Regions from separate parts of the Homo sapiens genome. Here region 2 is linked to region 1. A link is a contact called in ENCODE Hi-C or POLR2A ChIA-PET data. All regions are on one chromosome and are shown on one strand. The core of a region is the stretch at or near the end of the contact, and the rest is flanking DNA. Distances in the headings are between cores, read along the strand shown. Region 1 holds the start of HLCS-AS1 (HLCS antisense RNA 1). Region 2 overlaps DYRK1A (dual specificity tyrosine phosphorylation regulated kinase 1A).

Region 1 (6,689 bases), core at 826-3,325:
TGGCTTTAGTCCTGTTTATCACTTTGTTTTTCTTCTATTTCTGGTCCACAGAGATGCTTGCTTTTAAGCCCAGTTATTTCTTTTTGGATTTTCTCTCTTTTAAAAATCTATCGCTATATGCAAGGGGGAAAATATACTATGTTATCTAACCAAAAGTCTGAAGTTCTGGGAGTGGGTGTTCTATGCAGCTATATTAAAGCAGATGAACAAATGGCCAAGGTACTTTAAAAATCTATCTTTATGGCTAGGCGCCATGGCTCAAACTTGTAATCCCAGCACTTTGGGAGATCCAGGCAGGAGTTTGACTGCTCGAGACCAGGAGTTTGAGACCAGCCTGGGCGACACAGCGAGACCCTGTCTCTATGAAAAATAATTTCTAAAAAATTAGCTGGGCATGGTGGCCAGGAAGATCACTTCAGCTCAGAGTTCGAAGCTGCAGAGAGCTGTGATTATGCCACGGCACTCCAGCCTGGGCGACAGAACGAAACCTTGTCTCTTAAAAAAAATCTATCCTAGCTGGGCGCGGTGGTTCACGCCTGTAATCCCAGCACTTTGGGAGGCAGAGGCGGGTGGATCACCTGAGGTCAGGAGTTCGAGACCACCCTGGCCAACGTGGTGAAACCCTGTCTCTACTAAAAATACAAAAGTTAGCCAGGCATGGTGACGGGCACCTGTAATCCCAGCTACTCGGGAGGCTGAGGCAGGAGAATCGCTTGAACCCAGGAGGCAGAGCTTGCAGTGAGCCGAGATTGCACCACTGCACTCCAGCCTGGGTGACAGAGAGAGACTGTCTCAAAAACAAACAAACAAAAACTATCCTTAGATTAAGACATGGACGTGGTGTACATGATTGCTTTTGCTGCATCTTGCCACCTATTTTCAGCGAGGGCCAGAATAGGAAGCCACTGGATGGAATTCTTTGCTGTGCTTCGCAGCTGTTCAGAACACGTTCTTTACATAATGCCTTTTAAAGAAATGAGGTTCTATGGGAGAAGCCTCTGTGTCAGGACTAATTATGCTTCCCTTGGAGACAAGAACACCAAATCATGGTGATGTTTTCCTTTTCCCACTGGTGTTAGGATGCTTACAGTCAAACTGTTGACCCACATGTAGCAAGAACACCATAGGGAGCCTTCCTGGCACAGCCTTTTTAGAGGCAGCCTTCTTGGTGCTTATCTGTCTTCAATTTCTGTTTCCTGTCCTTATTTAAAAAAACATTATTGCATCCCGTGAATGTATGTGATTGACCTTAAAATCTTTTGCATGAAGGCTTAGTATAATTTAATAAAAACGGCCTTATCTTATTTTCCCAAGTCGACTGGGTAGCGGCTGTGGAGCGCTCTGGGACTCCCGGTGTGCTGCTGGTTAGTAAAGGTTGGCCTTGGCAGCTATGAACATAGGCAGAGCCCCCTCCTCAATCCGCCTCCCACCCCTCCAAGGAAGGGAGGCCGGACTTGGCTTAAACAGGTCGGGCAGCCACTGGAGCCTCCCCTCCCCCGCATCCACAACATACCCATCCCACTCCTCAGCCCTGGCGCGGCCCCGCACCCCGGCCTCCACTCCCTCGAGCCCCCTCTCCGGGTGCAGCCCCGGCGTCCCCTGACCCCGGTGCACACCCCCCGCCCCAGCGCTGCCCCTCGCCGCCGCCACCAGCCCTGGGCGCGGCCTCCGGAGCTCCCCATCACACAGCCGGGCGCGGCCTCACCCCCCCCCGCCCCTCCCGCCGCAGCCTCCAGTTGCCCGCGTCACCTTCCGGGTCCCCGCCTCCCCCGCCGTCCCCACCCCCGCGCCGCCTGGCCCGGGGGGGCGGCGCGGCCCTTCCGGCCGGGGCGGGGCCGGGCCTGGGGCGCTGGGGCGGGCGGGCAAGGCGGGCTCGCCCTGCCGGCGGCGCGGCCATGCTCATCACGCTGTGCTACCTGTACCTGTGGGCGCGCTGGGGTCGCCGGCCGGCTGAGCTCGTGCGCGCCACGGTGCGGCGGCTGCGTGCCTCGCGCTGTTCCTTCACCTTCTGCGGCGCGGCCGCGCAGCCCCCGGGCGCCCGCGTGTGCCTGAGCCGTGGCGGCCGCGTCTTCTGCGTCAGCGACAGCCAGGTGGGCGGGTCGGGCGGGCGGGCGACCCGGGCCCCGCGAGCCGGAAGTGCCCCCGTCCCTGCGCCTCGTCCCCGCCGGGAGCCCGGGAGTTCGGGAGCCCCGGAGTGGCGCCCTCAGTGCGGCCTGTGCGGCCCGGGAGGGGCTGTTGCCCCGGGGCCCAGAGAGAGGCCGGAGGTGCGGGACTCGGACCACGGACCCGGTCGCCTCTTCCCGGCCAGCCGGGCGGTGCTGGACGCGTGACTCTAGGCGCGCACCTGTGAGGACGTGAGCTGTGGATTGACAGCCGGACGCCAGCAGTGCCCACCTGGGGTCGCCCCCAACCTCCTCTCCCACACTTCGAGCCGGCGTTTGGGTGACCGTGAACCAGGAGAGACAGCTGTGGCGGGCCGGGAGCGGTGGCTTATGCCTGTAATCCCTGCACTCTGGGAGGCCTAGGAGGAAGGACAGCTTTGAGCCCAGGAGATGGAGACCAGCCTGGGCAACATAGCTAGACCCCTCTCTACAAAAAACAAAACAAAAAAAACACTTAGGTCGGCGTGGTGGCACGCGCCTGTAGTCCCAGCTACTCTGGAGGGTGAGGCGGGAGGGTCACTTGATCCCGGGAGGTTCACTTGAGCCCCGGAGTTTGAAGCTACAGTGAGCTATGATTGAGCCATTGCACTCCAGTCTGGGTGACAAAGCAAGACCCTGTCTTAAGAAAAAAAAAAAAAAATCCCAAACAAAAAACTCCCACCTGTGTCATCAGCTTTTTGTCAGATGTCCCCAAATTTACAAAAACTGCCCTTTTCCCTCTCCATCTTCTGTCAGTTGGTTGCATCATTCACCAACTTGGGCACCCGACTGATGGTCTTTGCGTCTTTTAAATTTCAGTTGACAGTCAGCCTTTGTTTTTTTTGACCCAGTGCTTAGGATGGTGGTTACGTGTTCAGCCCACTCTGTCACCTACCTTGTGACTTGGGCCAGTCAATTAATCTCTGTAAAAAGTCTGCTGCCTTGCTGTAAAGGGAACAATAGATCTTTCCATTCAGCTGTTTTTGGAAATGGGCTTAGCTTCACAGTGCAGTACTGCACAAAATTTCATGGACATCGGTAGCATTGTTCTCATTAATATTTAAACGTGTTTTGCTTTTAATCTGTTTCTTGTCCCTTTCCTCTGTTTTCTGGAATATTGCCTCACTTTTAGCACTAAAATGACGTTTTCTGCATATGTCACACCGTAAAGCCCCTGTGGGGAATTGAATCTTATCTCAGGTTTGAACATTGCCTGGAGGCTGTGCTTAGATATGGGTTGAAATTGTGCCACTAGCAAATAAAAAATACTCTTTCTTGTTAGTACCATATATGTATTATGTCACACTGAATATGAATGACTGTTTTCTCAGGTCCCCCAAGGTACTAGTTATGCAAATAACTAGTACCACCTCCACATAACTGACACTACCCAGACAAAAGGGGAAGAAGTTCATGCATTACATACAATGTATGGCTTAGAGCGTTGGGAATTAACCTGATTGAGAAAGATAACTCAATAAAATGGCAAAAAATTGAGGGGTGAGCTTTTTGTAGTAGTTTCCAAATTGGATCAATTACATTTAGGATTTAAGTCAGAATAGAAATTTTGGACATATAAAAACATGGAGATGGGAATGTCTGATTTTCTTGGACAGTTTTACTTTTGAACATTTTCATGACTCCGCTGGCCTTCTGTTAACTACACTAACCATAACTAGTGATTTTCAGCCCTTGCCTACCTGTGCAGGCCGGAGTAGGAGTGGCCTGGTGCTTTCATGGATTCTGTAACTCTGCTCTGTCACTCTGCACAGTAAGCTTTGCCTACAGATTTGGTTAGATATTGCTGCGTCATTTCCTAGTTTTCCAGACTAGATGGGATGGCCATGCTCTGCATCCCTGTAGCCTTTAAATCACAGTTCCTATTCTAGTTCGTATCTTTTTCTTATTAGGAAATGAGACTGTTTAGCATAGCAGCTTGACCTGAAATAGTAAATTTAATAGTTGTTGGGTTTAAGCTGTGATGTTGAAGGTCTACAGGTGGAAAGCTTGACCATTTATTTGTGGTTGGCTACTGTTATTTTGAGATTTAAAATATGATCAGGTTGATGATTTGGTGGATATCTCAGTCTGCTTGGGTCTACTTTTGAGGGATACCTCAGTCTACTTGGGCTGAAATAAGGACACACCTGAATCTCATGCCCATATGTTGAGATGGATCTCATTCTGTCACCCAGGCTGGAGTGCAGTGGCGCGATCTCCGCTCACTGCAATCTCCACCTCCCAGGTTCAAGTGATTCTCCTCCTTTGGCGTCCTGAGTAGCTGGGATTACAGGCATGAGCCACCACGCCTGGCTAATTTTTGTATTTTTAGTAGAGACAGGGTTTCACCAAAGTGTTGGCCAGGCTGGTCTCAAACTCCTGACCTCAGGTGATCCGCCCACCTTGGCCTCCCAAAGTGCTGGGATTACAGGTGTGAGCCACCAAGCCTGGCGTGTTCTCATATGTTATACACTTAAAATCAAATGCATGAATACTGAATATGTGTGTTTATAATTGAATGCCCTACAATCAATTGATAAGTTTAACCAAAGACAGTTTATACAAATTGGCAGTATCAAGCTTTTTGTCTGTTTAATGTACACATTCTATGCTTGGATAAAGTGGACATACTTTTTTTTTGAGATGGAGTTTTGCTCTTGTTGCCCAGGCTAGAGTGCAATGGCACGATCTCGGCTCCCCGCAACTTCTGCCTCCCGGGTTCAAATGATTCTCCTGCCTTAGCCTCCCGAGTAGCTGGGATTACAGGCATGCACCACCATGCCCGGCTAATTTTGTATTTTTAGTAGAGACAGGGTTTCTTCATGTTGGTCAGGCTGGTCTCCAATTCCCAACCTTAGGTGCCTCAGCCTCCCAAAGTGCTGGGATTACAGGCGTGAGCCACCGCGCCCGGCCTAAGTGGACATACTTTTTAACCACTATATTGATAATTATGTTTACTGAGGGAGGGGCAAATTCTCCCCTAAATTTTCATTCATTATTTAGTTCAATAGGTTTTTATCAAGCAGATTTGAACTGATATGCAGCACAGTGGAGCCTGCCTAGTTACCTTCGTTCTGGGTGATGGTGAAAGCCTCCTGCATACCCCGCTCAGATTTCATCTTTTTCTTCTCTGGCTATATCCTGTATGTGAAAGCCTTTTCAAATCAATTTGCTGTTTTTCTTAGAGAGATTTCAGGAAAGAAAACGAGAGATAACTGGGTATTTCTGATTTGCTAACCAATCTTGATTCTAATCTTCTTTTTGAAAAACTACAATCACTCCTGACTGGAGTTTACATTCCATTAAAGTATGTCTGATTGCGTCTGCATATGGTAAATGCCTTTCCCTGAAATAGCTTTTCTCTCTGGATTTAACTGCTGTGTGAGCATCCAGAGACTTGCACACTTCCCAGATCTCCGGGAGAGGAGCAGGGTTGATTTCACTATAAGGAAGGTGTAAAGAAAAACTGCCTGGTGCCCTGTGCTGTGATGGCTGTAGGGAATGAAGGAACAGCCCTTCAGGCTTCTGTGAGTAAGGAGCTTCTGTTGGTGGGTACGTACTTCTAGGCCTCCTCATCTTTTTTTTTTTTTTTTTTTTTTGAGATAGGGTCTCACTCTGTCACCCAAGGCTGGAGTGCAGTGGCATGATCTCATCTCACTGCAACCTCGGGCTCCCAGGCTCGAGTGATCCTCCCACCTCAGCCTCCTGAGTAGCTGGGACTACAGGCACCCACCCCCATGCCCAACTCATTTTTTTGGTATGTTTTTTGTAGAGATAAGGTTTCACCATGTTGGCCAGGGTGGTCTTGAACTCCTGGGCTCAAGCGATCTGCCCACCTTGGCCTCCCAAAGTGCTAGGATTACAGGCGTGAGCCACTGTGCCGGCCAGCCTCCTCATCTTTAAATGTACTTCCCGGTTAGCTACTGTGTGCTAAGCAGTGAGGAATGGCGGGGATAGGCCCCGTTTCAGAATTCATGGCTTGAAAACAGTGGTCTAGAGATATTAAAGCTGTCCTGAGTCATCGATGGGCTTTTGCAGGTGCTTAAACAGTCACAGCTAAACAAGAAACACACGGTTCCTGCGGCCTGCAGAGGAGCATCAGATAAGCTTATTTCCATGTCACTTGGAATTATAGGGGAGGGTATGTTTCAGAGGGGGTTGAAATTTATGGCAGTTGTGGTATGAAGTGACAATCTCATTATATTTCTTTCCCTCTATACAGTCCATTGAAGACTTGAACAAGTGGGCCCTATTTCTTGTGTCTCCTTTTATACTTGAAGCAGAACACATAGCATTTGTGACGGAGAGCATTTGGGTACAAAGTGAGAATTTACAGAGATCATCCTCTTCAGAAACAGTGAGTACCATGTTTACTTGTGTCCCATAAGGAACTGATGTGTCTTAGTCAAAACCAAATTTGCTTTTTTTTTTTTTTTCCTGAGACAGAGTCTTGCTCTGTCACCCAGGCTGGAGTGCAGTGGTGTGATCTCGGCTCACTGGGACCTCCGCCTCCTGGGTTCAAGTGATTCTCATGCCTCAGCCTCCAGA
Region 2 (6,110 bases), core at 2,938-5,437, 500 kb before region 1:
GGCAGTGGTGCACTCTTGGCTCACTGCCACCTTTGTCTCCTAGGGTCAAGCAATTCTCCTGCCTCAGCCTCCCAACTAGCTGGGATTACAGGCACCCGCCACCACCCATAGCTAATTTTTGTATTTTTAGTAGAGACAGAGTTTCACCATGTTGGCCAGGCTGGTCTTGAACTCCTGACCTCAGGTGATCCACTCACTTTGGCCTCCCAAAGTGCTAGGATTACAGGCATGAGCCACCATGCCTGGCCAAGGGTCAACATTTCTAACAAGTCATCAGATGATGCCAATACTATTTTGAAAAGCATTGGTCACCTTAATAAAAGAAAGCTGTTCTCCAACTAATTCAAGTAGTGGATAATCCAAAAATAAGTTATAGTCTATCTAAACAATACACTAGAGGGTTTTTTTTCCCCAATAGATTTACTTTTCTAGTTATAAAGTTGAAACTTTTTTTAGGGAGAATAATACACATTCCCATGCATAACGGTGATATGCTAGGTGACAAAGAATCTGATGTTCTTTTTGGAATTTGCTGTGGATGATCTGAATGTGAATTGGCAAGAAAAAACTTTTTCACTTCTGGTACCTTTTTAGCTATGTATTATAACACCTATCATAACTAGTTAGTGACATTATCAGTTATTTAGTGAAAGTGAAGAAAGATTAAGCCACCAGTACAGGAGGACTGCTGGTAAACATGGTATATAAACGAGGTGTGCTTGCCACATGCTCATTGTCTCCTTTCTTAACTCGACTGCTGTGTATGAAATTCAGAATAAACCTAAGTTTAATTTCCTCCTGCAACACCAAAAAGTATTTAAGTTATCCATTCATTCATTCCTTTCCTATGATAAGATTCCAAGGGGACAAAACTAATATGCGTATTTCTAGTTAACCTGATTTCATAATTAAGCAAATTACCCATGTTTTTACTCTTAAGTTTCTATCTTCCTAAAATTTTAATGCAAATGTTAATGGAAAAAATGACTCAGTTCATCCTGTAACAGGGATGATCATATAAAGTATTATGCGGAACCATATGAAACTGCTGATAGATTTCTGACTACCCTTGGCTTACAAAAACAGTAATTTCATATGGTTCAACCTACTATCTACCGTATTATATAATCTTTATTCAACTCAGTATAATAATATCTTAGCTTAAGAATGTATCACAATACATGTTTTAACATCAGATAATGTTATAATTTAATGATGAACTTAACAAATAATTCAAAGCTATCTAAAATCATCATTTGGAGTGCAGTTCCAAAGTATTTTCAACTGCTGTCAAACAGTATGGAAAGCATGTTGGAGAAAATCATGCATGTGGAGTTCTGTCTTTACGTGCTTCTGAACTGTATGGATCATTTTTACCATGAGCATGTTTCTGTAACTTTGCTAAACTTGGGAAAAATTCAATATTTTACTAAAAGAAAAATGAAGCAGCTTTCTTACTTCAGCCACGTTACTATGTTCTAGCAAGGAACTATAATAACTAGAGACCATATTACCAGTATGGATCAGCACTGATTCTACAGAGAAATATTTCATAAACAACACATCTCAAAGACTGGGACATAAGATTCAAAAAGATAGTGGTAAACACAGAGGAAACAGCAAATACAAAAAGCATGAGAAAAGACCCTAAGTTTAAAAACAAAAAAGTAAAAATAACAAGTATCAGAAGCCATCATCTCTGATACATAACCCACACGTAGCTCTACTTGTAGATCTGAATGTTATTCTTACCTAACCTGAATTTCTTTGTTAGTAATGTGTTAACAGGGGACCATTCCTGTGACAGTATTAATTGATAGTAGATTTTAAAGAGAAACAGTTAAATCAAAGAACAATATTAAAGAACAAAAAGTAAATGAAAATAATTTAATTAAAACTATAGCATCTAAATGTGGAAACTTATGAGGCTGAGGTTCTAAGACAGAATCCACTAAGAAATGAGGAGGGCAACCAAGCTTATGTGGGCAAAAACCCACGAGGTCCCTAGCAACAAGGCACATCCAAAATGAATTGCACCTCTAATGATGGCCGGAAATAAAGGCACATGATTAAGAGGGTAAGTGAACGAAAGTCCATGAGTAAGCTTTGTTCACGATTTTATCATCAGCACCAAGAACAGTGCCTGGCACATGGCCTGCATTCAATAAATATCTGTGCAATAAAGGAATGAACTGAATCCATCAGGAATATTTAGACTGTGAAGAAATCATTGAGAGAGGGAGGGAGGGGACTGCACGGGAGGTAAGGATGAATGTAGTATTTTTTAAATGAGGGGTTCTTGAATCAAAAGCAGAGAAAAGTCTTATAGCACAGGCTACAGCTATTGCTCAGTCAACTGCTCTTACTCATTTTTATATCCCAAGCACACAGTGCAGTGCCTGGCTCCACAGAAGGTGTTAAATAAATATATATTAAAGTGAAAGTAAGCAATGACTGTGACTATGCAAAAAGTCTAATGATAAGGACTATTTAGTAACAGTGAGCCAATAAGAACAAATGAACTGCTTTCTTATTACCCTCTAGTGGCCAATATGTGTTACTACAGGATACACACACACACACACACACACACACACACGTGCCAACATTAAACACACACACACACACATGCACACACAAGCTTGTCAACCCACTAGCCAAAAGAGCATACTCAATTATCTAGAAACACAATGAAATTGCTCATATAAGACGTAAATAAAATCTCAGGTTTTTCAGCATGAAAGATTAACTGAATCTATATATTAAAATTGTTAGTAACAATGGGTTATGGATAAAAACATGTTACCCTTAGGAATTTGTATTATCAGATTTCCACTTATGACCTTTGTAGAGTACCTGGTACCAGACTCCCTCATTCATCATAAACAACTAAAGAACTAGTCAAAACATACGAAATAACCGTTTTCAAACACTGGACAACAGGCAGTGCAGAATCGTGATGACTGAAAAAAGAAATCACTCTTGGTGAGCCCTACAATCCCCCTGGTTTCCTATCTAGAGGCACTTTCCAGGGTACAATATAGGAAGGGGGAGCCCAAACAGAACACAGCAATCTCACTGTGCTGCAGAGACAGAAGGAAGAGTTCAAGGCCACTGAATTGGCTGGAATTTGTGCAGCAGGTAACAAAAAGAGAAGGAGCTCCATCAATCCGTACATAGGGTTCTCCTTGACTCTTTGGCCAAATGCTAAGCTGCACAAGCACTGGGAGAAGGACCATGAAGCCAGGCACAGAACAACTACCAGGGAACTGTGAACTGAATAACTACTAAAATTCACACAAGACTGTAAGACATTGAGTGTTCAAACAGGCTACAGTGGAGAAACCCACAGACATTCAACAGAGACCCCAGAAAATCCACATTTAGGGCTAGGGCTAATCCAGCCCTACAGTAAAGGCTGGCCCCTGTTCTAACAGAGACTGAAACAAACCTCAAAGGATCAAGATGGTCTGCAAGTGAATTAACAGCCTGCCAGGACGACATTCAACACTCTTTAAAGAGAACAACAAAATCCAAACACTCACGGGCCAGCATTCCTCATCCCCATAGCCAGCCCAATTCACTAGGCACAGCAAGAAGCAAGAAAATGTGGTCTGTATTCGGGAGGAAAAAATCCATTTAAGACTCAGAAATGACAGAAAGAGTGAAGTTAGCAGACCAAAACCACTATTATGAATGTTTTAAAATATAAAGGAAAACATGGACAAAATAAGGGAATAGTGAATCTTAATAGAGAAATAGAATCTACGAAAAGGAACTAAATGGAAATTCTAAAAATGAGAAACAAAATAACTCAAATGAAAAATTCACTGAACGGACCTAATAGCAGTTCAGACACCGCAGAAGAAAAGATAAGTGAATGGAAAAACAAAGCAATATAAATTAACCAAACTGAAAACAAGTTTAAAAAAAAAAAAAAAAGGAAAAAGTCACACAAAAATCACACTGAGGCAACTCAACCAAACTGCTGAAAACCAATGATGAAGAAAAAAATTGTAAAAGCAGCCAGAGACAAAAACACCTGTTTCCATATAGGGGAGTCACCACTTTCTCACCAGAAACCATGTGCACCGCCAGAAGAAAATAAAACATCTTTAAATGATGAAAATAAAAAAGACCTTTAACCTACAAATCTATATCCGGTGAGAACACCCTTCAAAAACGAAGGCAAAATACTTTTTCAGACCCATGAAAGTGAAAGAATTTGTCAACAGTAGATCCGCCCTCAAAAAATGTTCACACAAGTTCACAGAAGGAAAATGATTCCAGACAGAAACTGAGATTCACACAAAGGAATAAAGAGCACCAGAAATGTAAATATGTATGTAGATAAATATAAAAGACATTTTTTCTTAATATTTTTGAAAGCCAACTGACTGTTCAAAGCAAAAATAACATTGTGGAGTTTATTACATATAAATAAAACAATCACAGCACAAAGGACAGGAGAAATAAATGTAAGTATTCGGTTGGTGTAAAAGTAGTTGTGGTTTTGCCATTTTATTATAACTTAGATAATTTAAATAAATGTATAACTTAAATAAAATGAAATACTACCTATATTTGAAAATCAAAAATAATCATCTTAAAACTTTAAGACTAATATGCAGATGTGTGCTTTTCATTCATTCTGTATTTAACAAGCACGTATCATTTTTTAGGAACTGTACTATCCTCAACAACTAAATAACAGAAAATCTTACTTAACCCTACAGTAAAAGGGCCCTTACCACTCTTGATTACAAAAGGTAAGCCAAATTCTTACAGCTGAAATAGGAGGCCAAGGATTTATTTTTGGTAATACCATCTGGAAGACAGAAAAGATTAAAATAGTAATCCAACATATAGCTGCTGGATTCCATAAATTATCATATTGTACAGAGGATAACATATAATATGGGTAAATTTATATTTTCTTTAATATCCTAAAGTTATAAAATATTTTAAATAATAAGAATGAATAAAGCAGATAATACCACCTAGTACTAAGTTATTGGCAGTCATGAAAATTCCAGGTAGAGAAATAGTTTTTCTTGTAGTGCCCATAAATTTTAAATTAATAATCAGTAATGAAACCTATTTAAATTAAAATTCTTCCCTACTTAGTACAAAACAAGGTATTGAGCAGTCTTTGAGCCCTTAATTAAATCTAGGAATGAGCGTAGGGACGTTTGGAAACAAAAGACAGGTAAACAAAGACACGCAATGTCTCAAGACAAAGTCTGGAGGTGAAATTAAACCTTTTTAGACAAGTCCAACCACTTAATGAAAAGAATGAAGACCGGTGGTTCTCTAACTTTGACTGGAGGCTAGTGGCTAACAGTGGATTAGAGGCCAAAGTCTCCCTCATAGCGCAGTAACATTTCTGAGATGTGAACGCCGCAAGACTCCCCCACCCCTTTTGTTCGCTACTGCCTCCCCATGGCTTAAAACAGCAGAAGCTCTCTAAGTATCTGCTGCCTGACTTAATAATACAAAAAGAGCACAGACAAATCAATCTGCCATTAGGAGATTTTTAAAATGTCAACAGGAAACAAAAGATTCTCAACATGTTGCAATAAATAAAACATACAATCTGCCGAATTTTAGGTATTAACTGACAATTGATTTTAAATGACTGCAAAAAAAATCTTTTGAAACATTAAAAACTAACACTTTACCAAAAAAAAAAAATCCATGCTAAAGAAAGCAACAAATCTAACATAGCAACTGAAATAATGGTCGCTTATACAAAATACTCACAAACATGTTTAAGTTTGAGCAAATGCAATTTAAAAAGTTTATCTTCATGACTATGGCTGCAGGATCCTTCCTGACTTAATTGGCACTTGACCTAATGCTCCCAAATATTTATGAATATATATATTTTTAATTTGCATACAAGTATTCTCAAGCCCACTCACTCCAGTCCTTTGCGGGAAAAAAACGAAACTTATTTCTGATCAAAGTTTAATTTTAGATGACTCACTGGACAGCCCTGCAGAGACACAGAGAAGAATGCCTTTTAGGCTAGCAGAATCCATATAACAACACAAGAAACAACAAACCAGATGACAGCTGCTGAAGCAGCCCTGTCAGGCAGTATCATG

The links. A loop is a pair of places that touch in the nucleus more often than their neighbours do. ChIA-PET counts read pairs that join two places held with the same protein, here RNA polymerase II (POLR2A). Pooled maps may share reads with other maps.
Region 2: a loop to region 1 is called in a pooled map, with 3 times the contacts of the local background. The contact joins the enhancer-like site here to the promoter of HLCS-AS1 in region 1. A Hi-C loop is called at or near these places in 1 of 37 single-sample maps with no recorded cell type and 3 of 50 pooled maps. POLR2A ChIA-PET finds 5 or more read pairs at or near these places in 1 of 52 experiments (PC-9).

Annotation. Positions count from the first base shown.
Region 1 is chr21:36,961,845-36,968,533 of GRCh38, reverse strand. HLCS-AS1 (HLCS antisense RNA 1) reads right to left here and starts at 2,075. Exons shown (of 4, transcript NR_186434.1): 1 at 1,923-2,075. HLCS (holocarboxylase synthetase) reads left to right here and starts at 1,865. Exons shown (of 11, transcript NM_001352514.2): 1 at 1,865-2,090; 2 at 6,364-6,498. The coding sequence starts at 1,896. RefSeq lists silencers at 1,483-1,952, 2,023-2,352, 2,073-2,403 and an enhancer at 2,463-2,512.
Region 2 is chr21:37,459,693-37,465,802 of GRCh38, reverse strand. All of the region lies in intron 2 of DYRK1A (dual specificity tyrosine phosphorylation regulated kinase 1A), which reads right to left. Among named protein-coding and RNA genes, the nearest start is that of KCNJ6-AS1, 56 kb to the left of the region's middle. RefSeq lists a silencer at 2,495-2,544. Within about 2 kb of position 4,187, at least 6 of the 41 ENCODE cell types and tissues checked have a DNase peak (open chromatin) inside an H3K27ac peak, as active enhancers do.